2 separate regions of the Homo sapiens genome follow, and region 1 is linked to region 2. A link is an interaction called in ENCODE POLR2A ChIA-PET data of the cell type or tissue named here. Cell type or tissue: PC-3. All regions are shown on one strand. Links, peaks and the distances in the headings refer to the core of each region. The heading gives the core; the rest is flanking DNA.

The links. Peaks named below come from ENCODE experiments on the same cell type or tissue, not always from the same donor. Only the 100,000 strongest peaks of a DNase experiment are listed, where the experiment ranks them.
Region 1: POLR2A ChIA-PET joins it to region 2 with 14 read pairs; 2 of 35 experiments call an interaction of 5 or more read pairs at or near these places.

What each region holds. Positions count from the first base shown.
Region 1 is chr11:96,278,550-96,295,106 of GRCh38, reverse strand. All of the region lies in intron 1 of MAML2 (mastermind like transcriptional coactivator 2), which reads left to right. Among named protein-coding and RNA genes, the nearest start is that of MIR1260B, 55 kb to the left of the region's middle. RefSeq lists an enhancer at 15,326-15,385. In PC-3, for the core only: no CTCF peak of the experiment used is centred there; no DNase peak of the experiment used is centred there; H3K27ac peaks cover 798 bases.
Region 2 is chr11:96,025,381-96,041,937 of GRCh38, reverse strand. All of the region lies in intron 2 of MAML2 (mastermind like transcriptional coactivator 2), which reads left to right. Among named protein-coding and RNA genes, the nearest start is that of MTMR2, 110 kb to the right of the region's middle. RefSeq lists an enhancer at 1,629-2,129. In PC-3, for the core only: no CTCF peak of the experiment used is centred there; a DNase peak (open chromatin) is centred at 7,597; H3K27ac peaks cover 2,500 bases.

The DNA of each region.
Region 1 (16,557 bases), core at 8,890-11,389, 250 kb before region 2:
GATGTTGTCTGACTAAAGTTTAGCAGAGGCAAGATCATTTGAAAATGTGCTTCTATACCTGGGAGAAATTCCTAAATATGCCTTTATGTTGATGCTGTGGTCATTTTACCAAAGTCAATGTTACTGGCCAAAGAGAACAAAATTAATTTGTATTCAAATACCTTACTTCCTAGTAAATTTTCTTGATGGCTACATGCATGGAACCTTGGAATCAGACAGCCTGGGTCCCCCAATCCCATGCTGCCACTTAGCAGCTTGGTGACAGAGGGCAATTTTCTTAGCCTCCCTGAGCCTCATTTTACTCATTTGTAAAATGAGAATAATAATCATGCTTATTTTATAGTGTTGATAAATTGGGACAGTGTAGAGGATTAAGCATGGTCCCTAGCATAAGTGTTCAATAAATGTTACCTCTTTGTTTATTCCAAAGGTGATTCTGTTCTTATCAAAATTATATGGGAATTATAAGGGGTAAGAATTCGTTACATGTGAAATATTTGTTTACTATACCACTAACAGTGAGCCTCTTGAGAATAGTGATCTCTGCTGTCTCTTTCCTTTGGAACTTCCTGCAGTCCTTGTAACAATTCATACAGAAGCTGCTTGTAGCAAGATGTCAATCATTTAGCTACAACTGGTGAAAATGCGCAAATTTTCACAAAATGGTTATCTGTTTCTTTTTCTTCTACCCCAAGGTCACCATGTGGTCTTGGTTTTATGGGCGACTACATCTTTAGAACTAATTGATGATGTGCATTTTTTACAAAATCAGTAATTTTTTTTTTTTTTACAATGGGTTACCTTTGACATGAGAACATTCTTGTTTCTAAAGGAGAGAAAATTCACAATCCCAGCTGTTTGTAATGTGTTTCTGGAGCCAGCATTGTTTGCAAAAGGAAAATATTTAAGCTTGGCATTTGTCTAAGTTTCCTTTATGATGTACTTATTTTTTAGGGGACAGAACTGCTTTGGGGCAAAGATAATTAAGAACGAACATATCAGTCTTTTGAAGAACGGTTTAAAAATAAAACCTAACTAATGCTGAAAATAATACTTAAAATTCATTGGCCTCTCTCCAGAATAATTTCTGTACTTTGGGCATTCAGCATTTATTTTCCAACTGCAATTGAATAGTCAGCTCTGGCCTGAACAGCCAAGGTTAAATAAAGGGCTAAGAATTATTTAACCAATCACTAGACTATTAGACTCTGGATGTTTGGGCCATTTAGAATTCGCTGGCTCTTTCTAGAGTTTTCTTCCCTGCCTCTCTGCTACATGTATAAAATCTTCAGTCTTTCAGTCTTTATGTGAAACGTTGACCAATCTCTCCAGCCTCTGTGAGTCTGTTTCACTTTAACTTCCTCAGATTGGGCTACCACATGAAAATGGCATAGTATCAAAATGATTATTGTTCTGCATACTGTTTCCGTGGGCTGTTTGGCTGTGTCTCATTTTTTCAGCCTGACATTTTTGAGGGTCCCTACTGCTGGAGTCTTCAAGATTGATATTTTGCTGTTGTTACTGTTGCTATTTCCTTTTAGTTTGCTGTGCTTCAAACTTTCTCTTTTTAGTAAAGTATTTGGTATTTTTATAGTTATCTTAATATGCATCAAAAAAGTTGTATGATTTAACATGCTTCAGATGACCAAAAATGCAACCTTATGCCCTTACTCCCTTTTAGCATATGAAAGACCGAGGAAAATTATTCATTCTGCTGGATGATTTCAAAGATATAACATAATTTTGTAAGATCTGATTACAGTGAATTTTTTTTCATATCTTAGTCTGCCACAGGCTCACACTTATATTGAATAAGTGGATTAAAATGCTCCAAATCTTTACTGTCTCTAACATTCTCAGTGAACTTGGCAGAAACTTTGATTAAGGATGCTTTAATAGTAACAATGTAGATAGTTGGCACATTACAGGGGTAATATCATATCCATTTTCATTAGTGATTCTTTCGAAGAGACACATGGTTGTCCATGACTTTATAGCTGTTGTTTTAAAAATGTATGCATGTCTAAGATGTGGATAACCTTTTCAAGCATAGTCTATGTGATACATTTTTTACTTTCCATTTGAAAGACAGTATACTATTTGAAGACATCAAATGTCAAATAGAAAATCCATAAACAATGATCAACCCATACATCAGATCTTTTTTTTTTTTCTAACTTGAATTGACCTACATATGCCTCTTTTGTGGTCTAGGGCTGCCTTCTGTGAGACAGCTAGACTTTGCTCCCTATTTCTCTCCTTGTTTTTATATCCTACTCTCATAAACTCACACTGTGCTGTTAAAAGAACAGACTTATTCATGAATATGCCTACCATAATGATAGCCATATAGCAATGCCCTGAAAGGAATAAAGGATTAGAAAAAGATTCTATTGTTACTGTAAAGAATAAGCTAGTCTTACAGTATTGCTGTGAATGACTAACCCAGCTAAATGAGTTTTGGACAACAGATAAAAAAGGAACTTTCTACTTAGGAGAGACATGGTAGAGAAGAACAATGGAAAGAGTATGGCCTTTAGGGCCAGGGAGACCTAGGTTTACATAACTGCTTGACTTTAATAATTTTAAGGTTGGGCAAGATGAATTAACTTCTTGGCCTCAGTTTCATCATCTGTAAAATGGGATAATAGCATACACTCCATAGGATTGGTGTTACAATTAAATTAGGAAAAAGTATCTATAGCATTTAGTCTAGCAGCCAAATACATAGTGAGCATTCAATAGATAAAAATTCATTTCCTTCCCTTCACAGAACTCTTCTTTTTATGGAGTCTGCATATTCCTGCTATCCAAAGTGTTATTTTTAAGGCCTCATATAATGCTAAAATGTTATGATTCTGTGATAAAGCCAATTTTTTACTTTGGACCACTTCCATCATATGCTGCTGTATTCAATAGTAAATATGATTACTAGAAGAGGGAGGAACTAACTTAGCTGAGTTCTATCCAAGGATGACAGCAGTAGTTATGTGCTACAAGGTAAAATGGTGTATGACAATAACGTGCAGGAAATCATTTGTTATATGCATTTGCTAAGTTATGAGACAAATTTAGTACTCAGGTATTTCTAAAGATTCCTAAGAATAGCATGATTCCTAATATATGATTGTTCAAATGGAGACTCACATGCTGCATAAAGATATTCCTGTGGAACATGGATCTATGGCAGCAGACAGACAGCCACCCCAGAGTCCAGCCACTCACATTGCAGGGGCTCCTGGGCAAAGGTGATATACATCCAGGAGGCAAGTGATTGTTCTCTACAACCGCAGACATACTTATACCTTCCAAGGAGACCATGGTTGGCAGAGTATTCTATGAATAAAAAGATGATGTATGCATGTGTGTGCGTGCACACACATACTTACACGTGCCCCTTTGTGTGCATATACAATATCACACAAATACACAAAAGAGAAATAAGGCAAGTATAAATTATATCTCCTTCCAAAAAGGATCTGAAGAGGCTTCTGTAAAATAATACCAATACAAGAGAAAATAGAATCTCTAAAATGAGAAGAGAAGAATACACTAAAAGCAGAGTATTATGTCACATGAACTAAGATTTACCTCATCTGGACGTTACTTTTCCTAAAACTCCAACAATATAACTAAGACTATAACTAAGAAGCAGGGAGGAATAAACAAAGGCTTATGAAGGCCGGGCGCAGTGGCTCATGCCTGTAATCCCAGCACTTTGAGAGGCCAAGGTGGGGTGAATCACCTGAGGTCAGGGGTTTGAGACTAGCCTGGCCAACGTGGTGTAACCCTGTTTCTACTAAAAATACAAAAATTAGCCGGGTGAGGTGGTGGGTGCCTGTAGTCCCAGCTACTCAGGAGGCTGAGGCAGGAGAATTGCTTGAACCTGGGAGGCGGAGGTTACAGTGAACCGATATTGCGCCATTGCACTCCAGAGTGAGCAGCAACAGTGAAACTACATCTCAAAAAAAAAAAAAAAAAAAAAAAAAAAGGCTTGTGAAAAACTAACACAGATGTCACATGGCTCTAAGAAAATCCTTTAATTCTATTTTTCAAGTCTTTATTTACCAACTTTTTTTCAAGTTTTTTTGCCTTTAGAAGTTAGACAGATTCACCTCTAGAAAGTACACTGCTACATACAAAAAGTGACAAGCCTGATAAGATGAAGGAGTCAGAAACATTCTAAAATCAAAATAAAATGAAACAGAAAAACCCAACAGCCAAAGACTATGGCACATAGCATTATATACAGAGTGACCTTTGGGAGCCTCACCACTTTACAACACAGTGCCATAATTATTGTTAAGAATGGTAATTCTGAGTTATACAGACAGGAGTTGGATCATGATGAAGATAGTCTTTAAGAAAGTAGGCAGTGAATAATACCATTTCATGAAGGTTTTCATTCTAATTTTCGAAAGTAAGAAAAATTGGTACTTCAAAGGGGAATATCAAATATCTTAAAATTTACTTACATGAAACTGTATCTCATTAGGATTTGTAAGGATTTATAATGCATTTGTGGATTAAGGAGGTAGAATGTGGTTCTGGCAATGTGGATCATATGAGATCTTGAAATCTTGATTGTCTCACCAATCAGTTTGGCTACTCAATGCTTCTGGGCTAGCCTGTCAATTGACCTTCCATGGGAATGAACTATGCTAATTCTCAATCACATAGAAGAAGCAGAATAGAAGCAACACAGTTATTTTAGCAGCAATACTAACATTAGTAGTAGCAGCAGCATCAATTACTATTTAATGAGCCACATTCTCCCCATTGTCTCTTTCAAGCCACCAGGGTACCATTTTGTGCAGTAGAGTGGTAAATCAAGTGGTCTCTACTGGATTGAAAGAGTAACTGTATCTCTGTTAGAGTTCAGCTTATTACCTGGGAGTGAGAGAAGCTTTGGGGAGAATGAAGACCATTAAGTGCCCTCAAGGAGTAAGATATTGCCAAAAGTACCAACATTTCCACATGATTTTATAGGACAAAATAGGCACCAGCCATTAAGAAGAAATTGTCCAAAGATACTCAATGTTCATTCTCTGCCAACGGCTAACAAAGTAATAAAAATACACTGCTTATAAAAAGCAGTGAGAGAAAAGTGAGAGAGCTTAGAGGATCTCTAAGGCCCTTTCTAACTGATTTTCCCTGATTGTAATGATTAATTTAGTTGATATTTATTCCCAGTCCCTTCAAAACATCTTGAGTAGTTTTACATTAAAAAGTGGGCATTTGGTAATCAAAAGACTTTAAAATGATTTTTTTTTAAGAGAGAACATTCTGCCCCTTTGAATGTATGATGTGTATACCCAGTTCACTGAGAATGTTAGGCACACCAATAAATACATGATGCCAAATAAAATACATACTCTAAAAGTAAACGTAATCATACTACTCTATTCTACCTACACTTTGTATTGCACATATTCCCTTAAAACTGTCGCAGGTTAGCTAGGTTTATGAATTTTTATTAATTTAAATAAATACCCAGAGCAAGATGTTTAATGATTATAAACATATCATTTTCTTCTCTTAAATTAGGTGCCTCTAGACTTCTCACAGAATCAAGTTAGGAAAGTTACATTTATAGATGCATTAAAAATCTGGACTCTATTTCAAATCCATCAGCAGTTGCAGGTCACTCATTCATTCGTGAGTTATATGGGATTCTGCAAACATTTATGAAGTGCCTACGAAGATTCTAAGCAATGTTTAAGTATAAGGATCTGTTCCTTGACAATAAGAGTCTGCCTATTGTAGTTAAATTTGTAATCCGGATAATTATATAAAAGCACAGTTATCCTTGAAGACTATATAGACTGAAGAGTTAAATAAAAGTGGTATTACTTAGACTTTGCATAGAGTTCAAAGATTTAACTAAAAATCTGTGGTCTAAACACAATAGTCTTTTTCCCAGTCGTATTTTTAGAAAGCCAAGTTTCAGGTAGAACTAAATGCTTTGATGTCCCTCCAAGTCTTTTTCTATCATTCTGTCATTTCATGACTAAAGTACTAAAATTTAACATAGTTCTCAAAGATGTTTAGAAAATGAAACAGGCTTTACACATACCATGGTCACCTTTCCCCTTTCCCCATGACGGTTTTCTGTCTCTAAGTACACTGCGATAGCCATGTAATTGGAAAAATACAAAATTAATTATCAGAGCATACATATTAAAAATTCAACATGTGCTGGCTTGGCTTATTAGTAGAAAAATTATATTTTTGACTTTAAAGATGTGATTCTGTGTTTAGGTATCATCATTCCAGAATTACCTTAATTTAATGTATAGTAGAAAAACCTTTTGAGTTTCGCCGTGCTTCTGAAAATAATTAAAATTAATTTAAATGTATAATACACAAGTGTTTGAATGCCACATATTTACCAGCTTTATACCTTAATTTAAATTCACATTGGAGGCTAATGAAGAGTCAGAATTAATATTACGTGAATAATAATGGTATTACCATTTGTTGCTTGGCAGTTTGATTTTCATCCTACAGGTCATTTGGAAAATGTGCTTATCTGTTTTTGGTTGTTTTTTTTTTTTTTTTTTTGAGACAGAGTCTCGCTGTTGTCACCCGAGCTGGAGTGCAAGGGCACGATCTTGGCTCACTGCAACCTCCATCTCCCAGGTTCCAGCAATTCTCCTGCCTCGGCCTCCCGAGTAGCTGAGATTACAGGTGCCTGTCATCATGTCCAGCTAATTTTTGTATTTTTAGAAGAGACTGGGTTTCACCATGTTGGCCAGGCTGGTCTCAAACTCCTGACCTCAGGTGATCCACCCGCCTCGACCTCCCATTTATCTGTTTTATACCTTGTTCTAGATAGTAGCCAATTAACATAATCTGCAAAATCAGCAGATATCCAGCTTCAAGTAACAGTTACCCTGATCATGTTAAAAAATATTGTACATTTGCTCTGAGATCTAATTTTTTTCTACTTCTGTTTCTTTTTGCATCAACTATTTCCATATATTGAACAAGGATAGAATATTTCCTGTGGTTTTTCAGGTGGTTTCCAAGATTTGTCATTCAGATTTATAATACCCAACTTAATTATTTCAGTGACATGGTGAAAGTGTATCAGGATACCATTTCGCTTACTCTCAGAGTTTATGTAGGGCCCTTTTGGGATTCAGTGTCTCCGTTCCACTGCACAAAATTGCAAGCAACGTGTATTTAATGATTCAGCTGATAAGCCCTTCCTTTTATGAACTATGAGTTAGTATTAAAATGAAGGGTTGGGATTTCTTAACTTTTTAGCCATTTAATCTTTTAACATGGGATCAAGCAACAGAATGTAGCAGAAGAGTATTATGAAAATGAGAACATTGAAAGATAATGTTGATGCTTGATTCTTTCACTTAATAAGGTGTCTGAGTATTTAATGATTTTGTTTTGTAGTTCAATTACCGTAGAACAATCTACTTAACGCTAGATTGTCTGTCGGGACCATGATGATTCTCAAATAAATATTGTATTTACCAATTCTACTCTTAATTTTTTTAAAACTAAAGACAAGACAAAAAAGTAGATGTCTCTATAATACATTTATATGAAATTAAATTTTCTTAGTTTATTTTTGCTTTAGAATGCCAGTTGTAATCAAAGGACCATTGGCAAGACACTGGCCATTAGTAAGGCATCAAACTTTGAGCTTTGCTTTACTTTAAAAAAGTTATACCATGCAAGGATAGAAGTAGACATAGGCATTCACATAATCCCCTGTACATCCTCCAGAGGGGTTTTGTCAGATGAATTTCCCCCAAAGGGCCTCTTAGTTACCATCAGCTTCTCTTTGGGACATATATATTTCTGACTGTGGTCATTTGTTAAGGAGAAGTTTAGCAGACGTTATTAATCAAATACATTTAAGAGAGCTATTGCTTTTCACTTTCTCCCATGATGTAATGCTCTTATAATAACAGGTTTTGTGGGGTCCTCTTTATACAACTATCTGATGACAATATTCTTCATTCTTGTAAGCTCAGTTAACATCTTTTCACTTCCCATCTGATAAGTGCTAGCTGCTGATTTTTTTGCTCAGTATCTCCATTTATATCAATTTATTTTCATCTCTAGAGCAGCGCATCAGGCTGCTCTCTCGTGAATATATTGTTACTTTTTTCTGGCACTGGAATATACAACTATCCATGACAGCAAAATTTGAGGGCCATATTGAGATCACCGGCTGATATGGTGACCATGTAAATATAAGTTTAAATTGCTTAGTTCCACGTTAGAATAGTTTAATCAATTTCTGTCCCAGAAACTGGATATGAAACAGGTTAGATGAGGAAGCTTATATGGAAAAAAATTATCTTTCATCCTCTCCACATATACATTTTTCCTGAGACTAGGTCATATGTATATTCATTTTGTACACATTGGGGAATTGGCATAGTAATTTATTCAACAAACATTAATTAGCACCTTACTTTGTGACAAATCTGTAAAAAAAAAAAAAAAAGATAAAAAGAATGATAATAGCTAGAATTTATTGAAAACCCACTATATGCAAGATTCTAGGCCCTTCTTATATACTAATACTAACAGTTTAAGAACTTAAATCTCTTTTTCCCCTAGTGGGATTCTTATTCCTTTCTTTTTCTTCAATGTTTGAGTTCAGGGGTACATGTGCAGAATGTGCAAGTTTGTTACATAGGTAAACATGTGCCATGGTGGTTTGCTGCACAGATCAACCCACCACCTAGGTATTAAACCTGGCATCCATTAGTTATTCTTCCTGATGCTCTCCCTCCCCCTGCTCCCTCCGACAGGACTGACTCTGTGTTGTTCCCCGCAATGTGTTCATGTGTTCTCGTCATTCAGCTCCCACTTATAAGTGAGAAAATGCAGTGCTTGGTTTTCTGTTCCTGCGTTAGTTTGCTGAGGATAACAGCTTCCAGCTCCATCCATGTCCCGGCAAAGGAAATGATCTTATTCCTTTTTATGGCTGTATAGTATTCCATGGTGAATATGTACCACATTTTCTTTATCCAGTCTACCATTGATGGGCATTTGGGTTAATTCCATGTCTTTGCTATTGTGAATAGTGCTGCAATGAACATACGCATGCATGTATCTTTATAATAGAATGATCTATATTCCTTTGGGTATATACCCAGTAACGGGATTGCTGGGTCAAATGGTATTTCAGCTTCTAGAACTTTGAAGAATTGCCACACTCTCTTCCACAATGGTTGAACTAATTTACATTCTCACCAACAGCATAGAAGCATTCCTTTTTCTTTGCAACCTCACCAGCATCTGTTGTTTCTTGACTTTTTAATAATAGCCATTCTGACTGGCATGAGATGGTATCTCATTGTGGTTCTGATTTGCATTTCTCTAATGATCAGTGATGTTGAGCTTTTTTTCATATGTGTTTTGGCCCCCTGAATGTCTTCATCTGAGGAGTGTCTGTTCGTGTTGTTTGCCTACTTTTTAATGGGGTTGTTTGGGGTTTTTTTCTTGCAAATTTAAGTTCCTTGTAGACTCTGGATATTAGACCTTTGTCAGATGGATAGATTGCAAAAATTGTCTTCCATTCTGTAGGTTGTCTATTCACTCTGATGATAGTTTCTTTTGCTGCACGGAAGCTCTTTAGTTTAATTAGATCCCATTTGTCAATTTTTGCTTTTTTTGCAATTGCTTCCGGTGTTTTCCTATGAAATCTTTGCCTGCACCTATATCCTGAATGGTATTGCCTAGATTTTCTTCTAAGGTGTTTAAAGTTTGGGATTTTACATTTAAGTCTTTAATCCATCTTACTTTTTGTGTAAGTTTGAAGGAAGGGGTCCAGTTTCAATTTTCTGCACATGGCTAGCCAGTTCGTGGGATTCATATTCTAAGTAAGGGAACAAGCACAAAGGCAAATATTTACAATAGGTGCTACAGTAGAAATATGAGTAGACGTGGTTTCATATATCTGTTAAGAGAAGAGAGTCATGTCAAAATGTTGGTTTTCATGGTTTGAATACTCACTCAATCCTGACTTAGTAGCTGTGTGACTTTGGACAAGTTCCTTAACCTTTCTCTGTGGCTCAGTATCTTCAACTGTGAAATGGGTCTTATTGGGGCAAGAGATATGGTTGCATAGACTATGCACTGCACAACTCCATCCAGCCATATACGGCACAATTCAACAATCAATGATGAGTACTTCATAGGATAGTGAAGAGGATTACCATATAAAACATTTCTAAAGTGATTAGAATGTTCAGCACATTACAGGTTCTGAGTAAATATTATTATAGAGTGATGAGTTAGAGTAACTGAAGAGACTGATTCTTCATGGGAGAGGAATATTTATGGAGATTTTGTAAGAAAGATAAGACATTGATCCAAATTCATATTTTTCTTTCATCAATTCTAAACTGCGGTTGCTAATATTCCTGAAAAACTAATGGTGTTTTGCTAGCAGAGTTCTGGTCTTACACAGTAGGAGCTCAGAAACTATTTGTAAGCCAAACCAAATGGTGTCACAGTTACTTTAGCACCATCAGACTGATGTTGACACCTCAAAACCCAGTATTGCAATCATAAAGAAGAATTGCAGATTCACTGTTAGGTTTCCAAATCTCACCTGTGGAAAAGAGCTTATCAATTCAGTGTTGAGAACCAATGAGAAGAAACTATTGTTAACTTGGAAAGATGAAACCATTAAAAGAAGCAAAAGCAACAGAAGAAAAACAGGCTGAAGATGGTGATAAGTTTGATACGGACTATGTTGTTAGAGATATTAGGAGATAAAATATCCAAATGGAAGTGTTTATTGGGTGGTTGAAAATATGGACCTGCACCTCTGGAGAGGATTCATATTCAGGAACAGTGATTTTGAAATTACACATATGTCTTTGAGGAAGAAATTTGTGGGAGTGGAAGATCTTGCTAAACAGACAAATTGAAAGTGGTACACATCAAGAAATGGCTACATTTTGAGTGTATGAGTGGAGAAACGACTTTCCTTCAGCCAGTTGGCAAGGGAGAAAGGAGTTTTAAGAATGGAAGTGATATTATATAGTCTCAAATGCAGCAGAAAGATGTAAGAGGATGAGAACTGAAAGAAAAGTTTGATAGAAGGATATAGTTGATTATCTAGAGGGCAAAATGATAAGTACTTTCAGTAAAGTTTTGAAAAAGGAAGACAATTGTGGATTAAGTAGGAGATGAGGAAGTGGAAATAACTTATATATGGTATATAGAAGAAAGTCGTCCATTAGAAGAAAGTTAGAGACCAAAAAATCTCAAATTTTTGTTTTCTAGGTTAAAATAACCACTTTTATAAAGCAGAGGTAAATCAGCAAGTAGAGAGGAAGAGGTCGAAAATGTAAAAGAAAGCAGGAGTGAATCACTAGCATATAATAGCTCAATGAGGAATGATCAGCGACCCTTGTGAATCCAGCTGGACTTCAGAACGTAGAGGACAAATGTTGGTTGGTCTAGTGGGTTCATGACTTAATGTGTTCCTCTTCTCTTTAAATTGTAGGCCCCAGATACATTTCTCACATGTTTAAAGATTTCTCCAGTTAGATACTTCAACTAAGAAATTTTTAGTTCTTCAAGGCAAAAGGAATCATTCATTAGTGTTTATTTTCACTTTTGGAGAAAAAGATTGTAGCACACAAAGCCTGCATTTTGTTTTTGTTGGTATAATGGCATCTCATGGTTTCTTGATATTCTTCTATTTCCCATGTCAAGTGTTCTAATAAACGTTGTAGAAAACAGTATTAAACTCACACATCTACAAAAAAATGTGCTAAAGAGTGAGTGCCCTTACTTAATTTCTGGTTAATAAACTAATGTGAGATTAAAATAGACAAGGAGAACTGTAATTGCATTTTTGGTGTGGACAGCAAGGTCTGTAGAGAGCACAAAGTTTAACAGGTCTGCAGTGAATGAAAAAGAAAAACCCCCACACCTTGACAGTTAACATCACTTTAGTTTATGGCTTGTTTAGTTTTAAATTTTATAAGTGATCAAAAGTTAAAGTTTGTGGATTACACGATCTTTCATTCGCCCTTGTTGATGGATTGGTTCCTGCTTTCCTGAGTTTTTAATGGAAACAATTATATCATATAAGAAACTATCTCACTTGTTTCTATTCCCTGGCATCATATATGGAAAAATACAGCAGTTAGTTGAATTGTCTGCTAGAAAGTGGCCTTTAAAGGAAAATATAAGTGGAAGAAAATTTGCAAGTGTGTACATTAAGGTTGAAGTGAAAAGGGGAAGGGAGAAGGAGGAGGATGACTGAGGTCACATTCCAATTTTTGAAGATTATTTGCTAATGTTCATGAAGGAAGTTACAGTTGCCTCTGAAATGTAGTACAAATTTTTTGAGGTCATTTAAACTTGTATTATAAAATTCAACATGATTAGAGATTGTAGGGAAATCATATCTGACCTTGGCTATATTGTCAAAACAGAATTTTCTATCTAATTTGAATCAAGAAACCTCACTTTTTCCTGTGCAATTGAAGTGAGTATTTCTGGCAAAAAGTATGTCTTCTAATCTAACAGTAAGATGGAGAGATAATTTAAACAAACAGCTTCAAGATAAAACTAAAAAATTAGAAAAATTGCCGCAGATTTCAATTCTGCTTTGATTTTGAAGACCTGGAGAGTGGACATCAGCATACTTTGTTCTACTCAGTAGCTATATTCTTGAAAAGTTGTATCTGAAACCAAGTTCCTTACTGAAAAATAATTTAAATCCACTCAAATTGCTTGAGCTAAAAGAATTTCATTGTGACTCTTCTTGTACAGTGAAGAATGCCTTCATAATGATCATGCCAAGTACATACATGCAGTCATTATTATTATTATTATTATTATTTTTTTTTTGAGATGGAGTCTTGCTCTGTCGCCCAGGTTGGAGTGCAGTGACTTGATCTCCGCTCACTAAAAGCTCCGTCTCCCGGGTTCACGCCATTCTCCTGCCTCAGCCTCCCGAGTAGCTTGGACTACAGGGGCCCGCCACCACGCCCAGCTAATTTTTTGTATTTTTAGTAGAGATGGGGTTTCACCATGTTAGCCAGGATAGTCTCAATCTCCTGACCTCGTGATCCGCCTGCCTCGGCCTCCCAAAGTGCTGGGATTACAGGCATGAGCCACCGCGCCTGGCCTACAGTCATTATTTTTCAAGTTCTGATTTATTTGTGATGGTAGTTTGTTTGCTCAGTAGATCAGGTCTTTTTTGTTTTTGTTGTTTTTTGTTTTGTTTTGAGACAGGTCTTGCTCTGCCACCCACGCTGGAGTACAGTGGCACAATCAGAGCCCACTGTAGCTTTGACCTCCCTGGCTCCAGTGATCCTCCCACTTCTGCCTCCTGAGTAGCTGGGATTACAGGTGCATGCTGCCACATCCAGCAAATTTTTAATTTTTTTGTAGAGGTGGGATTTTGCCATGTTGCCCATACTGATCAGTAAGTCTTAAACTGGTGATCCCCTCTACTTCATTGCAAAACTCATTGATATCCCCAAAAATCAAAGGCATATTTTAATATTTCTCAAAACCAGGGCTGCTAACTCAGCTGACAAACAGGGAAAAAAACTATTATTCCTTTTCCCTCAACCAGTGCCTCCCACTACCCTGCCCAGACCCCAGGGATTCCTGGGCAGATACCACTGTGGGCTACCCTAGCCAGCCTTTTGCAGCCCCATTCCTGCTTGCTTCCCCACACCTCCCCAGCCAGAGCAGACCTGGACCCCAACAGAAATATTCACCCCTAGCGGCAACACTAGCACTCTCTTGGACAAATGTTTAGTGATCTATCCATCACCTGCCACCAGACCCCACTTCCCTTCCATCAGTGGCTATTCTCTGTTGACTGACTCTTCCCTGGAATCACCTTCACATGGTGATTTGTGGGAATTACAGCTCCCATGTTCTTCTGGGTTGTTAAATATTTTGAATATTACCCCCATACATACACTTTTTATGATAATCAGCTTGAATGTTCAGTCTTTTGATACATTTTAAAAGAAAATTCTTAAGTACACATGATTTGAAAACTTGCAAATAATGCATTAATTTGCATTTTAATATTAATGATGCTTAATGTACTCACTACATTGGAAAATACTGTTACAAGTTTTATTAGTTCATTCATCTGAGAGTTAAACTGATATACATATACATTGTTCTTACTTTGTATCAAAGATATGCAAAATACTTGAGTACAGAAGTAATGATGAAGTACCTACCCCTCTGGGAGCTTATAGCTTAAAATGGGATATATATGAGATAAATGAGAAAGGTTTATACCACAGAATAACATTATGTAAATCAATTTAACCAAATAACAACACCAGAGGGAAAGGACTTTTAGCTACCACTCATCATTATGTCCCAATATAATGTTCCAGTTCATGTTGCAAATAGGGCAGCACCCTGGCTATTGTGTGGTAGTCTGTAAGTAGTGAAATAGCTGTGGGGTAAGGCAGTGAGTCTTTCACCTTAGGGAGGGTGCGAGCCCAGACCCACTTGACCATCTATCACAAATCTTGCTGAAGTTCTAAGATCCCTTTCAACTACAAATTTTCATGCTTCCATAGAATCATCCCTGACCTCAGGAAAAAATACAAAAATGGAACAAACAAAACAGAATAGTAAAACCTGAAGTAAGAAAAAAAGAAATGAATTTGACATTGTACAGATCAGGAGAAAGAAAGTTCATTAACAGTTTCAAGATCCCTGCGTTTTCACCCAGCAGGAAACAAATTACCATGAGTTAAGGTGGGGAAATTACTGGCAATTCATTGCCTTCTTTTAAAGACTTTAAAAAAAAATGAGTAAATAATTTTAGACTATTACCCCCTTTCCATGAGAGATACACAGCTAGTTAAACTGCCATGCATATTAATTTTTTGTTTTCATTTTATTCCACCTACCAACTACACAGTGTCTGCTTTCCAAAATTAGTTTGAAAGCCAATGACCTGTGTTTGAACTGGGTGAAATAGCATAGCAGTTCACACCTGGAATAAAAGAATGATTGTGTGTGAGTCTGTTAATGGCTGTGTAGAGCTATATCTCTATATGGAGCTATATAAAAATATATTTTATACATGCCAGATTCATTTAGACTTGAATTGACCCTGTGGTAAAGCAGCAGGAATAAAATATTTTTTTGATAAAGCACTCACTCAAATAGAGAAATGAGCTCTTGCAGTTACCATTTAATCTGTGACTTCTTTTTGAGATGCAGAAAAACTCCATTATAAAGTGCTCAGTTCATCCAGGGACACAGACACACTGTGGGTTATAACACACCCTCATCTGCATGGTGAGGTACATGAGTCAGCTGCTCTTCTCTCAGGAGGGTGGCTTTAAAGCTCCACAGTCATGCATGCTGCCAATTCCAGATTGTCCAAACCTGTAGGTTAGCAAGGACACAGGTGAGCCATAGGTATGACATGTTCATAAAAAGAAAAATATATTTTAATACAAAACATGTCAGGGGAGTGGAGAGTGTCAAATTGAGGACAGGAGAGACCTAGATTCAATGCCATAGTTCTTGGCTAATCTCTGAGAAGCTTGTTAGTCACCCTCTTTCTCCTTCCCTTACTCTCCTGTATCTTCCCTTACATACTGCATAGTCCCTTGTAATTTACAAGACATAAAATACTTCCTTTGTTCATCTGTATACTGAATGTAAGAATGAACAAAAGGTCATCATAAGGACAGCCTGTGAGTTTATGCACTGCATACTGCAAATGACCCACTCCAGCAATGGGAAGACACCCCTAACATTGCTTCTCTCCTTATAACGAAAATATTATTCATCATCAGCTTTAAAATGGATCTTCTCACTCTGTGCAGTCTCCGTGGTAACGTCCCATAAGCCCAGGGTTTTAAGACCTTTCTCCTGTGCTCTAAGCCTACATATCTAACTGCCTAATGGCCTTTCCACTTGAATGACACATCATTCAGTTTCAGTGTCCTAAACTGAAGTTTCAACTCCAAGTCTGTTTTTTTCTCTTGTAGTCTTCATGTCAGTCAATCAGTCTTTTATCCTAACCAGAAATATGTGAGTTCTCATGGATTCCTCCCTCTCACTCACTTTTCAGTTCTATAATCACCCAGTTCCTACATTGTTTGCATCTTAAATATCTCTTCTAGTCCTCCCTTCTCCTTTATACCCACTGCCACTGCCACAATGTTAGCTCCTTCAGATCTCATATTTTCTCACTTTTATTGCTATAGACATACCCCCCGCAGTTATCCTACCTCTAGGCAAATCCCTTCCAAAATGCAGCTGCCAGTGTGATCTTTGTAAAATGCTTTTATGATAAAGTTCAAACTCATTAGCAAAGCACACAAAGACCTTTGTGATGTGGTATTGCTGAATTAAACTACTGGCAGCCCTAGAAAGGTAAAGTGTATTTGATGCTTCTGTGCTGTTCCCTTAGCCCAGAAAGCCCTTCCAGTTTCTGTTTAGTAAAGTCCTATTCATCTTTCACTACTCAATGAGTCATAAGTAATCCCATTAGGAAAGCCTGTGTGATCTACCTCCTCCCTAATTTGCCAGCTTGAGTTTGCT
Region 2 (16,557 bases), core at 6,245-8,744:
ACTCAAGAGGCTGAGGCAGGAGAATCGCTTGAACCTGGGAGGCGGAGGTTGCTATGAGCCGAGATGCGCCATTGCACTCCAGCCTGGGCAACAAAGTGAAACTCTGTCCCCCAAAAAAAAGAAAGAAAAAAGAGAAGGGCTAGATCCAGGCAGACAATGGAAACTGGGAGAAAGGACAGATTTAATAGGCATTTCAGAAAAAAAAAAAATCACTCACTCCAGCTAGTTTGGCTTCCTTACAATTTCTCATACATCAGGCACACTCTTGCCTGATGGAGGTTCCTACTGACTGAAACGCAATGGAACACACTTCCTCCAGATGACCATGGATCACCTCCATAGACTCTTCAAGTTTTGCTTGAATACCACCTTCTTTTTTCTTTCTTTCTTTCTTTCCCTTCCTCCTTCCTTCCCTTCCTTCCCTTCCTTCCTTTCCTTCCTTTCCTTCTTTCTTTCTTTTTATGGAGTCTCACTCTGTTGCCCAGGCTGGCTCACTGTAACCTCCACCTCCTGGGCTCAAGCAATTCTCCTGCCTCAGCCTCCTGAGTAGCTGGGACCACAGGCACCCACCACTATGCCCGGCTAAATTTTTTTTTTTTTTGTATTTTTAGTAGAGAGGGGGTTTCACTATGTTGGCCAGGCTGGTCTTGAACTCCTGACCTCAAGTGATCCACTTGCCTCAGCCTCCCAAAGTGCTGGGATTACTGGTGTGAGCCACCACACCTGGCCTTGAATATCACCTGTTTAATGAGCCCTGCTGTAACCAACCTACTTGAAAATCCATACCCTTACCAAAATCCATGTGTTCAGAATGTTCATAGCAGCAATATTTAGGATAGCCAGCAACTAGAAAATACCCAAGTGCCCATCAGCAACTGGAAGGGTAAATAAATTGTGGTATAATCACATACTGGAACATACTCTACAGCAATCACAATGAATGACTGATCTACAACTACATGCAACAACGTGGATGAATCTCAGAAGCATAATGTTGAAGAGAAAGAAGCCTGATTAAAAATACATAATATACAATTCCATTTATATAAATAAAAGTACAAAAACAGTCAGCACTGAGCTTTGCTATTTGAAAACAGAATAATAGTTATCTTAGGCAGGGTGGTTAGTTATGAGAAGTACACAGGAGGTTTCTTTTGTTTTGTTTTTCTTTGAGACAAAGTCTCACTCTGTCGCCCAGAAGGGAGTGCAGTGGCACGATCTCGGCTCACTGCAACCCCCGCCTCCTGGGTTCAAGCAATTCTCGTACCTCAGCCTCCTGGGTAGCTAGGATTACAGGCGCCCACCACCATGCCCAGCTAATTTTTGTATTTTTAGTAGAGACGAGGTTTCACCATGTTGGTCAGGCTGTTCTCAAACTCCTGACCTCAGGTGATCCACCCGCCTCGGCCTCCCAAAGTGCTGGGATTACAGGTGTGAGCCACCGTGCCCAGCCAAGGAGGTTTTTTAGACTGTTGGTAATGTTTTGTTTTTTGTTCTCCAAGCTAGTTACATAAAGGTCATATATTGTGTGCAAACTCAGAGTTGTACATTAATGATATGATACTTTTCTGTGTGTGTATTATACTGCAATAGAAAGTTTAGAAAATGCAATTTTTACCCCAACACTTTTCATCTCTGTTACTCTATTTTTCTGTAATGCTTGCCATCTTCTAATATGTACTATAATTATGACATTTATTATATTATTTCCTCATTAGATGTAAGTTCTATGAATGCCAGGATTTTTATGTCTGCTTTATCTGTCACCTTGAAGTGTACCTGGCACATAATAAATAATATAATGAATGAACAAACTATTGAACCAGGAAAACATGAATAGAATAGGCCAGGCTCAGACATCTAAAGGGAACCCCGGTTTGAGGACTTGTGTTGCTTTGGAAGTGTCTCATTCCTGAGTGCAGCGAATAGGCTGCTAGCCCCAGGTTGTGATGATCTTTTTTTTTTTTTTTTTTTGAGACAGAGTCCTGCTCTGTCACTGTCGCTCAGGCTGGAGTGCAGTGGCACGATCTCTGCTCACTGCAAGCTTCGCCTCCCGGGTTCACGCCATTCTCCTGCCTCAGCCTCCTGAGTAGCTGGGACTACAGGCACCCGCCACTACGCCCGGCTAATTTTTGTATTTTGAGAGACAGGGTTTCACCGTGTTAGGGTTTCACCATGTTAGCCAGGATGGTCTCGATCTCCTGACCTCGTGATCCGCCTGCCTTGGCCTCCCAAAGTGCTGGGATTACAGGCGTGAGCCACCGCGCCCGGCCGATGATCTCTTTTCCTGCCTGTCTAAAGGTTACTTTTTCAAGGCTACTTCTGGGCCTTTAAGCTTTCTTTCTTATCCTAAACTATTTATTCTATTTGCGCCATGTCAGAAACCTTCCCATATTCAATGCAAAGCTCAAATGTCATCTTCTCCATAAAGCCTTTCTTAGCAGCCTCAACCCAAATTCCTCTAGCTCCTCCTATGTTACTTTTATGGAATTCTTTTCTGTTCCCTCCTCTCCTCTTCCCTCCTCCCCTCTCCCCTCTCCTGTCTCCTCTCCTCCCCTCTCCCTTATCCCCCTCCCCTCTCCTGTCTCCTCTCTCCTCTCCCCTCCCCTCCTCTCCTCCTCTCTCCCCTCTCTTCTCTCTTCTCTCACCTCTGTCTCCTCCTCTCCCCTCCTCTCCTCTTTTTCTGAGTTGGTCTTGCTCTGTCACTGAGGCTGGAGTTCAGTGGTGCAATCATGGCTCCCTGAAACCTCAACCTCCTAGGCTCAAGTGATCCTTCTGCTTCAGCCTCCCAAGTAGCTGGGACTACAGGCATACATCATCATGCCTGACTAATTCTTTAAAAACATTTTTGTGTAGACAGGGTCTCACTATGTTGCCTAAGCTGGTCTCAAACTCCTGGGCTCAAGTGAACTTGGCCTGCCAAAGTGCTGGGATTACAGATGTGTGCCACCAGTAATTCCGCCTGGCCTAGAATTATTTTCATTCATTTATTTATTCATTCATTCATTTGACAAGTATTATTAAGCACCTACTAAATGCCACATACTATACTAAGTGCTGAAGATACAAGGTTGAATAAAACAGTTATGTCTTTGATAGGGCTAGGTTTCAATAGAGTAGATGAACAATAAGTATATAAGGAAATACATAAAATCATTTTGGGTACTTTGAAAAAAATTAAGCAAGGTAGAGAGTTAGAGAGTGATGGAAGTGCTATTTTAGATAAGTTATGAGGGAAGACTTCTCTATAGGCAACACTGGAGAAGTGACCCAGATAAAGTAAGGACCATGAGGAGGAGCATTCCAGTTAGAGGAAACAGCAAATACAAATACCATGCAGTAAGAGCAAGCTTGGTATATGGGTCTCTTGCTGTGAATTCCTCCAGATAGGGCTTAAGTGCCTAGCACATTGCTTTGGATGAGAAAGTTCTAAGCGATTGAATAGTTGAACCAGTTTAAAACATTGAATTTATTCAAGATCTAGTCATAATTTTTATCTATTTTGCGTTTTTCCTTAGATCAACATTTCCTAAGATGTGTTCAGTAGAAGACATTCCAAATTGATTTACGCAAAATCTAGTTTCACCACATACACCAAAATGGTTCTGTGGTTAAATGAGTATAAGGAACGATGAAGATGTGTATGTCGATATAATACAGGTGTTGCTAAGACCCACAGTAAAACAAACAAGCAAACAAAAAAATGTCTAGTACATTATTTTCTAACCACAACCTTCCTTTCCCATAGAACACACATTACTAATGCACAAGACAGTAAAATTCCATAGAATTCAATTTGGTGGAGCATGTTCCTCAGATTCCTTCATTTTATATTAAGTATATATTTATTAAATTCTTAATATTTACCTGCTTTCATATTTTACGAGTAAAATATAGATGCCAGAATATTACAATGTTATTCTAATTATGGCACAAGAATGTGGATTTTCAACATTCTCTTTAGTACGTTAATGTAATACCTATTTTCACAGCCCCACCCTGCCTAATTTTAGCCTATATCTAGTGATCTTTATTAGCCAAGCCATCTCTTGGGGTATTTTGTCACTGTCAGGATTGGGAGTTAAAATATCAAGAGGCAAGTTTATGAGCCTTGAAGTAAACAAATAGCAGTCAAGGAAACAGAAACAAAGCTTAGAATGCCCAGCGAGAGCTCCTGGCTGGTGACACATCCAGGCTCTGTGGGTGAATTGCCTTTGAACACAGCTCCCTCTGGGAGAAAAGATCCAGCCAATTGCTGGTTCTAACCTGTGTGTTTTTGGTTTCTTCCCCTTTGCACGTCCTCTCTGAATTGGCCTGTTCTATGTTACTGGTGATTGCCTCAAAACTCAGAAGTCATAGTATCAATCTAAGCTTCTTTGCTCACTGATTGGAGACCTCTTTAAGTATTTATTAGTTTTCCATGGTCACCAGCCAGCTGGTGAATGCATGCTTCAGTAACAGGGCTAAATTTGCAAACAGCTGTCAAATAAAGTTGAAACTGTCTTACAACCGTGTATAAGGGTGTTTGTCTCGAAATGCATGTGTATATATCAGAGAAAGAGCAAGAGAGAGAACACCTGGACTTTTGGACAATTTAGCCAAAGATCTTGTAGCCACTGGTGATTTTTAAAAGGAGAAAAGAGCACTTATTCTTATTTTATTGTGGGCACGTCATTTAGCATTACAGGTTTAAAGGCAGCAGGGAAACTGCAAAGCCAGAGTTATTTTTTTTGTTGTTGTTGTTTTTTTATTTTTTATTTTCTGAGGCATTAGTTGCTGTGAAGAAAAACAAGCCAAAGTTTTGCTTGTGGGCAGAAACATCCCAGAATGCATCTGGTGACTGGGCAGAAAGCAAGTACTGGCAAGAGCCCAGGTGCGTTGGCTCCCGACGGCAGTGCAGGAACAACCTAGGCGGTATTCTCAGACTCCGATCAAATTTCCAAGATGGATCCAGTTCAAAATTATCTACTCCGCTTTCACTTATCTAAGATGGTGCTCCAAGTTTAGGATTACAGTCCTCTGAGCTGGGAGTGGAGACTATAGGGAGAAAACCCACTGGTGTTTTTAAATACCATGAAAGGTGTTTTATCTTGTTTAAGTTAGCCGCAGCACACCTGGAAATTAGAAATATACTGTCATTCCTGGGGAATTCAAGGCAGTAAGAATTATTGGGGGTTAACAATTTTCAGGAATTTGGATCGCCACATCTCAGCCCCGGAGTTATTTTTACAATGGGACTTCTTGGTTAAATCTCTAAATTTAAATAGATAAGGATTCAACATATTCTTGAATCTTGAGATCTAGTTTCCCTCATCATGGGCCAAGTAGGAAAGAAAGAAGTGAAACCCTCAAATCACAATGTATCCCTATTTGCCATCCTATCGTGAGCTCCTAAAATCTTATTTTCACACCAAGTGCTTTTTCACCGTCCACTGCAACTGTGATTGTGGTGGTGACCAGACCTGTTCCAGGGGCTCTGAGTCAGGAATGGTGATCATGTGTTCTTTCCCATCATATTCCTGCAGAGAGTAGTGCTAAAAGAGTTTAAAATGAATGAAAGATCCACCTCTCCTAGTTGTTAGAGGAAATAAAACTCTCTAGAGTGAACTTAAAGTGCCCTTCTACCCCTACTTAAAACCTGAGACATACCATCTTTTTTCTTGGGCCCTATACCTATATCTTACCCCCGGCTTTTTGATTATGTCCGTTTGTATGTGTCATTCCGGTGGGGTTAAGCCACTCATTAGATGAGAGATTTTCTGTGTGTCATGTGCCTACTTTATTATAGAATTACATGTGTAGCATCTCAAAGAATAGCTATGTTTTCCACAAAAATCTGTTTTAATTGAACATAATACTGTGGTAAAGTTTTTTAAAATTGCTATACTTGTGCATTATTTTATTCAGTTATATTCTGTTTTTTGAGGGTTTCACTGTATGACAGGCACAGTTTCAGACCATTTTCACATTTAATCCCTGTAGCCTCACTGAGGAGTCTATATCCTAACCCTTAGTTCACAGATGCCCAGCACGTGTATCAGAGAGGTTATGTAACTTGCCCACGGTCACATGGAGCTAGGACTCGAATGGAGGCCTTTTGATTTTGAATTTGTTTGTCTTCCTTTCATCTCTCTGTGTGTGAGGCACTGTTGCATTTCATGGAACAGAAATCTCCTCAGTCTCTTTTGAATATATGAAGATTTCCTGGAAGAATACAGTGGAGTCTTAGAGAACCCAATGTTGGGAGAATACCAAAAAATGGGAAAGCACAGCAGTAATCTTCCCTGTCTCTGTGCTTCCTTCCTTCTGAGATCTCATGATCTCTTGCTTCATTCCTCTCTGAAGTTTCCTCTACAAAGATCTTAGTTACTGTTGCCCAGTGATTTCAGCCTGCACAGGACTTTGGGTTACCACGATACTATTTCTTGCTCTACATGACTTTCCAGTGCCAGGAGCTAACACCTGACAGACCCAGTCTCCTATCTTCCGTAGAATCCACATCCTCAGAAAACAAGAATTTGATTGATCTAGGCAGAGCAGATTGTTCCAAAAGAAGGTGCTGTGAGAAAATAATGGGCATACCTAAAACACGCACTACTTTTTTAAAAGACACTCTATTTGAAATTTTAAAATCAGAATTACTTATGGTTGGCTTCGCATAGCTTTCTTCCAGTCTAGCGTGGTTTCTTTTCCACATTCCTGCCACTGATATGTCTACCCTCTCTTGACCTATCTCACACTTGCCCTGATTGCCTTTCTAAAGGGTACCACACAATTCCAGAATTCTAATCTTTTATCTTTGTGGTAGTTATGCAAATTCTTTTCCTTCTTTGGGAGTTAAATTCCACCTCCACTTCCTCAAGGTAGCTTTCCCATATTACCCAGTAATTATATTAGTCTGTCCTTAATTCCAGGACCTTTGCCTATGAGGACGGGTTCAAATAATTCAGAAAGCAGACAAGCCTTTTAATCTTTTAAACTAAACCTCTTGGACACTCCCATATGCTTCCCCATGTGACTAAGGGCATATATTGAAAACCATATGGTTACAATGATTAGAGTCCAAGAAAAAGCTAACTGGCCCTATATGATCAAACCAATAACTCTGACCCCCAAAAATGCCATCTAGACAAAATATGACCTCAAATTTATAGTGGATAGTCTGAGTCCAGTGCTCAGAGATGCCATGTATTTTCCCTTTAGAATATGCTTTTAAGATTTCTCGTGATGCTAAATGATTTTGAATGCTCAATAAAGTATCAAAAAAGATTAAAGTATCAAAAATAATTTTGGTATTCTGGGCAGAATTTGAAAAGCTTCAAGTCTTTTCTTATTACTTTGCTACTTCCACAAAATTTTTTTGCATTAGAAATGGAGCTTTATAGTAAGTTGATGGAATTATTTTTAATTATGTGGTTTCATAAATAACAAATGTTTTTAAACAGAAGAAATCTCTCTCTGACACACACACACACACACACTCTCTCTCTCTCTCTCTCTCTCTCACACACACACACACACACACACACTTCAAAGTATTTGACCAACTGCCCTAGCTGGCTGACTGTGCTGTTTTAGAAGCAATGAAAGGACAGGGAGATGGGGGTCATATTCTGTGCTTCCTGGATTGGTTGTTAGTCATTAGATACAAACAGTATAAAACCCAGACTTTATGAGTGATCATTATGTTATTATATATCTTTATGAGACGCATTCCCCTCAGGCCACCTAAAGTACTACAATGTTTTAGATGTTGAACTATTTAACCATAATTATTACAACTAAAACCTCATTAAATGTATCCAATAAAGTAGATTCAATGCTTCCACTTAGTTTAGTTTAGTAACAAGAGCTATAAGGAACGTTGTTCTTTCCCCAAAGAGTTTAAAATTTGAGGATTGGCCAACAATAGGGAGTGGGGGATAAAAATAATAGGAAAGAAAAGATTTTCCTTAAAACCCTTTGTAAAGTGTTTTCTATTTTCATGCCTAACAAATGAAGCCTTCATCATCTTTGCTTCTGGGAAGAGTTTCAAGCCTAAGAAACACAATTGGAAACCTGCCGTGTTGCAGCCCATCCTCTGTTAGTAATTCCAACTGGATCCAAATGGAATATCTCCCTTCCAAGAGCTCTCTGAAAAAAATCTCGTGATGAGAGATGAAACCCAGCCAATGCAACCTGGAAGGTTTCACATTTACCCTCTGTCACTAGGTTTTCCCAGACGCGACCCAGGGTACACTCTCCTCTTCCATGTGCTCTCTCACCAGACCACAACTTTCACCCCAAGAGTCAATTCCTCTGCCATGCACCATCCAAAACAAAATTAATCAGAATCTGCTGGAATCCATTTATTCAAAAATTTTTGAGCATTTACAGTGCGTCAAGTCTAGTACAAGATTAGGTATGCACAATCCCTGTCTTCAAGGAGCTCACAGTCTCTGAAGGACTTACAGACTTGAAACTATTACCTAAGCATAGATTCATTTATGTGTTAAACATTCTTTATGGCATTCCTGCCAGGCATTTTAACAGGCACTGTGGTAGATACAAGTAAAGCATGGATTTTTATTGTATGGAACTTACAATCCTAAGAAGATAAGACAGAGAAGGAACTCTGATATAAGGTACTACATGATAAATGTTGCAAAAGTGGAAGTAGAAATAATTGTCCCCAGGGCAGGTAAGGGTTTGGAAACCACTTGGATACAAGATAAGGTTGAGCAATGCCAGGAAAAGGAATTTGAGGGAACTGTGAACAGCAGTCATCTTAGGAGGTTACACTAGCACATTCCATGCCATTTTGTAAAAAGTGCTTAAATAGCATGTATTAGTTTTGTTGTCTTAAGAAGTAAAATAAGCTGTAGACCATTTCAAGGGAGAGTCTCCCTGTTTTAAAAATTAAGCTATAATTTACATGCTACAAATTTCACTTTTTGGGTATGTAAGTGCCCCAAGTTTTGACAAACGCATAGGTATGTAACCATAACCACAATCTATTAATAGAATTTTCATCACCTTTATAAATTTCTGTGTCTCTTTGTATTCAACCTCTTCCCCCACCTTCAGTCCTGGCAACTGCTGGTGTATCCCTGTAGTGTTGTACAGAATTTTGTTTAAATGGGATCAGACAGTATATACCCTTTTGCCACTGGCTTCTTTCACTTAGCATAGCGCACTTGAGAGTCAACCTTGTGATTTAAATATATCAGTAATTCAATTCTTTTTAGTGCGAAGTAGCATCACATTGTATGAATCTATGATAGTTTGTTTATCTATTCACCAAATAAGAGACATTTGATTGTTTCCAATTTGATTTTTGTGGAAACATAACTTTTTTTTTTTTTTTTTTTTGAGACAGACTCTTGCTCTGTCACCCAGGCTAGAGTGCAGTGGCATAGTCTTGGCTCACTGCAACCTCTGCCTCCAGGGTTCAAGCAATCCTCCTGTCTCAGCCTCCCAAGTAGCTGGGATTGCCGGCACCTGCCATCACGCCCGGCTAATTTTTGTATTTTTGTAGAGATGGGTTTCACCATGTTGGTCAGGCTGGTCTTTTACTTCTGACCTCAAGTGATCCACCTGCCTCGGCCTCCCAAAGTGCTGAGATTACAAGTATGAGCCACCGCACCCAGTGGAAACATAACTTTTTATTTATCTTAAATAAATACCTAGGAGTGGGATTCTTCGGTCATATGGTAAGTGTATATTTAACTTTATAAGAATCTGCCAACCTGTTCTCCAAAGTGGCTGCACCACTTTGCTATCCTGTCTGGAGTGTTCGAGTATTCCAGTTGATCCATATTCTTGCCAGGATTTGATCCCAAACATTCTTAATTTGTGGACATTTAAAACTGTGGGCTCACTTTCAGGTAAAGAGATAGCATCTCCCCATCTTGGCCCACTGATGTACAAAGATACGGGTAATTTTTTATTTATTTTTATTTTTTTTAATTTTTAGACAGAGTCTCGCTCTGTCACCCAGGCTGGAGTGCAGTGGCGCAATCTCAGCTCACTGCAAGCTCTGCCTCCCGGGTTCACGCCATTCTCCTGCCTCAGCCTCCCAAGAGGCTGGGACTACAGGTGTCCACCACCATGCCCAGCTAATTTTTTTGTATTTTTAGTAGAGACGGGGTTTCACCATGTTAGCCAGGGTGGTCTCGATCTCCTGACTTCGTGATCCACCCATCTCAGCCTCCCAAAGTGCTGGGATTACAGGCATGAGCCACTGTGCCCGGCCAGATATAGGTAATTTAACGTATAAATCAAGCAACTGGAATTTATGAAACATTTTGTCTGTACCCCAAGCATGCTACGCACTGGGGGCATGCAAAAAAAAGCATGAAACTGGATCCATTCATTCAGTGAATCTTTATTGCACATTTTCCCATGCTGTATTCTGAGAATAACAACTGTTTGGGTCATGAACTATGTTAAGGAATACTCTTTTCTGGAAATTAGCAATACTCCTTAGCATACCAATGACTCTGAGAGGTACTGCAGTAAATAAACTAATTTGTTTTTCTCTTTAGCATAGTTTGGAAAACACTAATTTACAGTTTTGTCAAAGAGAGAAAACACACAAACACACACACACACACACACACAAACTGTTAAATGGAAATAATAACACTTAGCTCATAGGATTCAATGAAATAAATGTGTAAAAGTACCTTTTACAAAACCTGGTATCCAGTGAGAAAAGAAACATTAAAACGTGTAATGCAGGAGAAAAGGCCAATAATAATTGCACAAATTTGTTGAGCACTTATTCATGCCAGGTACTTTACTGTGCTTTTGAGATATATTACCTTAGTTAATTCTTACAGTAACCCTAGGAAACGTACGTGCTACTATTGTTCCCAAGTCATTTACAGTCAGATCTAGAATTCAAGCCCAGGTTTGGGTGACTCCTAACCAAACTCTTAATCTCTGTGTACTTAAATCTCCCAAGACTAGGAATGCTCTAGGTGTTCAGAGGAAGGAAAGAGAGAATGCATGAATCCTTATTTGTCCACCCTTAATAAGAACAAGGATTGGTAGTGAGTGTCACTCAAACTGAGATCTATAGCATATTTAGCACCATTTTCCCTTGGGATCTTGATGTAGCCTTGGGTTCCCAGTTTTGTATTAGTACTCCAGGAGTAGTGAAATTACCACTGGAAGTATTTCTGCCTGCTTGGCTGCCTTTAAGTAGAGTTCTGGCAGTTCTCTGTCAGGTCAATGGTCACTGCCTTCCTCTGGAACTGGGTCACTATAGAACACTCAGTAAAACCTGAATGATCTCTACCATGTATACAGCTTGAGTTTTGAGCTGTTTTCCTAGGGATGTTGATGGAAATTCAACTGTAATTCTATATTTGGGGATGCCATGGTGTAAAGATGTAATTGTTTTTTCCATTTGGATGAACAGTTGTCACAGAAGCATATGTTAAATATTCCATTCTTTCCTCATGGATTTGTAATGTTATTATTCTTATATAACAATTTTCCTTATATTTGTGAGTCTGTTTCTGGACTCCCTAGTCCATTCTATTCTGTTTATCTATTCATTTCTTCCAAAGCCAATTCACATTGTTTCAATCACAATGGCTGTTATAGGTCATCACATACCTGGTAGAGTAATTCCCCCATCTTCTCTTCCTTTTTTAAAAAAACAATGATATTAGCTATTTCTGAACTTTATCTTTCCATATGATTTTTTTTTTTTTATGGAGTCTCACTCTGTTGCCCAGGCTGGAGTGCAGTGGCGCAATCTCGGCTCACTGCAAGCTCCGCCTCCCAGGTTCAAGTTATTCTCCTGCCTCAGCCTCCCGAGTAGGCTGAGGGATTACAGGTGTCCGCTACCACGCCCGGCTAATTTTTTGTATTTTTAGCAGAGACGGGGTTTCACTGTGTTGGCCAGGTTGGTCTCGAACGTCTGACCTCGTGATCCACCCACCTTGGCCTCCCAAAGTGCTGGGATTATAGGCGTGAGCCACCGCGCCTGGCTCCATATGAATTTTAAAGTGAGTCTTTTAAAAAAATTAGCTGAACACTTTTTCCAGAAATATTTTGTGGTCTGGTAACATACAAAAACAAAAACAAAAAACTCTGTTTGACATGAGATGGGGTTTCTGAATGTGACCTTTAGGCCTATCTTTGAGCACCTGAAATCTTTCATTTCCTGAAACCTCACCACTAAATTTTTAAAGCGCCACTGAACATAGAAAGTCAGAGCTTTAAGCCAGTGAATGACAAATGGTGGGAGTTTCCAGTCCATGGAGAGAATAGGAGCAGAGAAGAAGATGGGAGGACAGATACAGGTGAGAGATGTTAACACAGCCTATTTTTGAGAATTTCCTCCTAGTACCATCCGTTACCCTGTTCCAACAATGAAAAACTACATTATCTAGATTATCCTCTAAAAATTTTGTTCACAGGAAGGCATAATTTTTGCCTTAATTATGACTCCAGCTTTAGAAACTGGAGAAATTTTGGTCTCCCACATTGGTAAAGAATCTCTTTGAGACGGCAAACAACTAGAAACCTGGATATTGTCCTTGGAAGACAAACTAGTCTCCCAATGTAAAAATCGAAGAGATTTTACATTTTTACGATGTAAAAATCTCTTAGATCACAGTCCATCCCTATCAGGGGAACATTATTGCACAAACAAGATGAGCACCAGTTAAAAGGTAATTTCCTGAAATAGTCTCATGTGGAACAAATTGAAAATCCACAGTCCTTCAACAAAGTTTTTTTTTTATTATTATTTGATGTTAAAAAAAAAAAAAAAACCGTTTCACTCTTCACTTCCCTAGCAGATGTTGCAAATTTCAGAAACAGACAGGCACCTTTGGGTTGAAATGAGGAATTGATCCACTTAAAAATGTAAAATTCAGTTCAAAATGTTTAGAAGATAGTGAGTGGGGCCTGGAGAGTACACCTCTGACTTTCAGGATTTCCTCTCTGTGTTATTCAGTTGCCATAAATCTGGCAAAAGCAACACTGTCCTGAATGTGGTGAATGACATTTTTATAGCCTTATTTTAAAAAAAATGGTCTGTGTGTTGGGGATGTAAGAATATAGGATGTTACTATTGATAAGACCTGGAAAATTATTATGTGTTTCAGGAAGTAAATACAATAATACAGTAAAGGGATACAATAAAGGACAGCAATGTTATACTGTGTCACATTTCCCTCTGCCCTTTTTCAGAACACATAATTTTCTTTTTTTCTCCTTTCTCCAGTCTGACTCTACTGCCTAGATGTTAGACTTTGCTGAGTATTGAATTTTTATTTTCTAGAAGAAAAAAAGTTATCAAATACTTATTCTTTCTACAGATATTTATTAATCAGTGCCTATTATGTGCCAGGCACTTTGCTGATCACTAAGGATATAGGAGTGAAAAGACAGTCATAGGCTTTCATGGAGTGTAATGTTTAAAGGGAGTGACAGATAATTAAGTAAATGGGGAAAAAAGCCTGATGAGTGTCATGACAGAGGGATTTAGAGGACAATATTAGGGGACACTTAAATTAATCTTGGGGTCGAGGAGGCCTCCCAGGGGAAGTGGAGTTTAAACCTTGAAGAATGAATGGGAATTAGCCAGGTGCAGAAATGAGGAAAACGTGGTAAAATGCTTATAAGAGAGAAAGAAGAGTCTTTGGGGCAGAGAGAACAGCACATGCAATGGTGCTGTGGCACATGGCAGCATATGTGTTTTGAGGGAGCAAATATATGAGGAAAAATCTTATTTTTAAAACTTTCAAGGTCCAGACTGAAGTACCTAATACTTACCATTTATACTCAATCTGTGGGATAGCATCCCTTAAATTTAGTCAAATAATAAATAGAAAAAGATGCAGACAACTAGACATTATTGGGACCTTGTTTACTTATGAGTCCCTTCACACAAAGAAAAATGGGCCAGGTGCTGTGGTTCATGCCCATGGTTCCAGCACTTTGGGAGGCCAAGGCAGGCAGATCACTTGAGCTCAGGAGTTTGAGACCAGCCTGGGCAACATGGCAAAACCCCATCTCTACAAAAAATACGAAAATGAGCCGGGCACAGTAACACATACCTGTAGTCCCAGCTACTTGGGAGGCTGAGGCAGGAGGATCACCTGAGCCCAGGAGGTTGAGGCTACAGTAAGCCATGATCATGCCACTGCACTCCAGCCTGAGTGGCAGAATGAGACACTGTCTCAAAAAGTAAAATAAAACAATAAAATAAAATAACCTGAAAAAGAATGTACTACGCTCCCCTCAGCTTTGTGTCTCTGCCTCTCGCTCCCAGCCCTCCTCCGTGACTGAGGATAGCATCTCCTCTAATGTTCCTTCCTGGCTCCATTCTCCCCAGATCTGAGTTAGATGTCTTTCCTCTGTGGTCCCACTGCACCTAGTCCTTACCTCTGTCAGAGCACTTTTCACATTGTGTTTATTTTCCAGATCATTCCCATGCTCAACTCTGAGTTCCTTAAGGTCAGAAACAGTATAAAGGAGAGAATACGAGGGAGGTTTGGAGTCAAAGAGTCCTAAGTTGAAATCACAGCCTGGCCACATACTGTGTGGTCTTGAGAACTTACTTAACTACTCTGAGTCTTGGCTTCCTCATCTGTAAAACTGGGATTATAATAGCATATACTTCTCAGCATTGTATGTGAAGTACTTGTCATAGTGCCTAGCTTTAATAGCACTCTATAAAAATTTGCTGAATGGGTGAATGAATGAATGAATGAATGAATAAATGAATGCATGAGTGACAAAATGTAAGGTTTGTTCAAAGGATTGCTTGTTGAGAGCTATCTTGAGACTGTAGCCAATTCAGTAATCAAAGTCCCATCAGCTCAATCCTGGGCATTGTCACCTTAGCTAGAAACTCCAGAGGCACCAGTATCCTGTACTTCCTGTAGGTAGGAAAACAAGCTTCCTACAATGTTGTCCATTCATTGGTTTATTTATTCATCGATTCATGAAGCACTTATTAAGTACTTACTATGTGCCAGGGACTGTTATAGGTGTTAGCAATATAGTGAAGATTTGATTAGAGTATTTATTTATTTATTTATTTATTTATTTATTTGCCAGGATGCTAAACAAATGCATTGTATAAGATACCTTTTTTTTTTTTTTTTAACCCCATAGCAATGCTGGGACCATCTTAGTCCTTCTCATGTTGTATCTACTGTGCCGTATCTACTCGTGTTGCATCTACATCATCCCTCCTTTCCATCTACTACATATAAATATAAATGGATTCTTTTATATCCTGTTGAATTTTAGTCATATGTGCTGAGCAAACAGATGCCAAAAGGAATACTTTTGATCACCTTGAAAAGGAAACCCTGTAGAGAGGGTTACATAAAGAATAGGGGGAGATTTACAGCCCTCTCCCTTGCTTGTATGCTACTGACAATGTGAATCACCTCTGAAGGAAGGGAGGGTTGGGTTTATCTATCACATATGCATCATCTCACCACGGTAGAAGCCGATGCTCTTACCAGTGTTGCTAAGAGGATGAGAGACTTAAAATGATGGCCAAAGATCCAATTCAAACCCAACTATTATCTCTCTTGGGTGGTCCCTATGATCTCAATGTACAGAGGATATTGATATTTTAGGGTTGTTTCATGAACTCACCTTATATTCAAAATGAGAGCCCACTTATATTTTCATTCAGCAAACTTTAGCCGCAGGGCTGCAGGTATACTGCTGGCCAAAGTGTGATTCCTCTTCTTTGAACACTCTTAGTCTAATGGGAGAGGAGGAGACTGATAAATGAACAGTTTGTAACAGTGCAGTCCAGATGGTGGTTAAAAACAGTTAATTACTTGTTTGCAGTCTAACTGGGGCTAGTTACTCAACCTCTTAGAGGCTCAGTTTCCTCATCTATAAAATAGGCATAAGAACAGCATTACCTTAGAAAAACTCTTGTTGAAGAATCAGTGAGATCGTCTATGTACAATGCTTCTTAAGGTGTCTGGAACATTATAAGCCCTCAATAAATGTTAGCTGGGGTTTATTTGTTGTTTGCTTCTATAATGGTTATAATCAGAGGCTATAACAGAATCTTTTTAAAAAATAATTTATACTTTTGGCTGGGCGCGGTGGCTTATACCTGTAATCCCAGCACTTTGGGAGGCTGAGGTGGGCGGATCATGAGGTCAAAAGATTGAGACGATCCTGGCCAACATGGTGAAACCTCAACTCTACTAAAAATACAAAGAAAAAAAAAATTAGTTGGGTATGGTGGCAAATGCCTATAATCCCAGCTACGTGGGAAGCTGAGGCAGGAGAATCGCTTGAACCCGGGAGGTGGAGGTTGCAGTGAGCCGAGATTGTGCCATTGCACTCCAGCCTGGGCGACAGAGCGAGACTCCATCTCAAATAATAATAACAATAATTTACACTTTTATTTTAGATTCAGTGGGTACACATTCAGGTTTGTTACCAGAGTATATGATGCTGAGGTTTGGGGTATGAATTATCTCGTCACTCGAGTAGTGAGCATGGTATCCAATAGGTAGTGTTTCAGTGCTTGTCCACCTCCCCCCTCCCCCAGTAGTCCCCAGTACC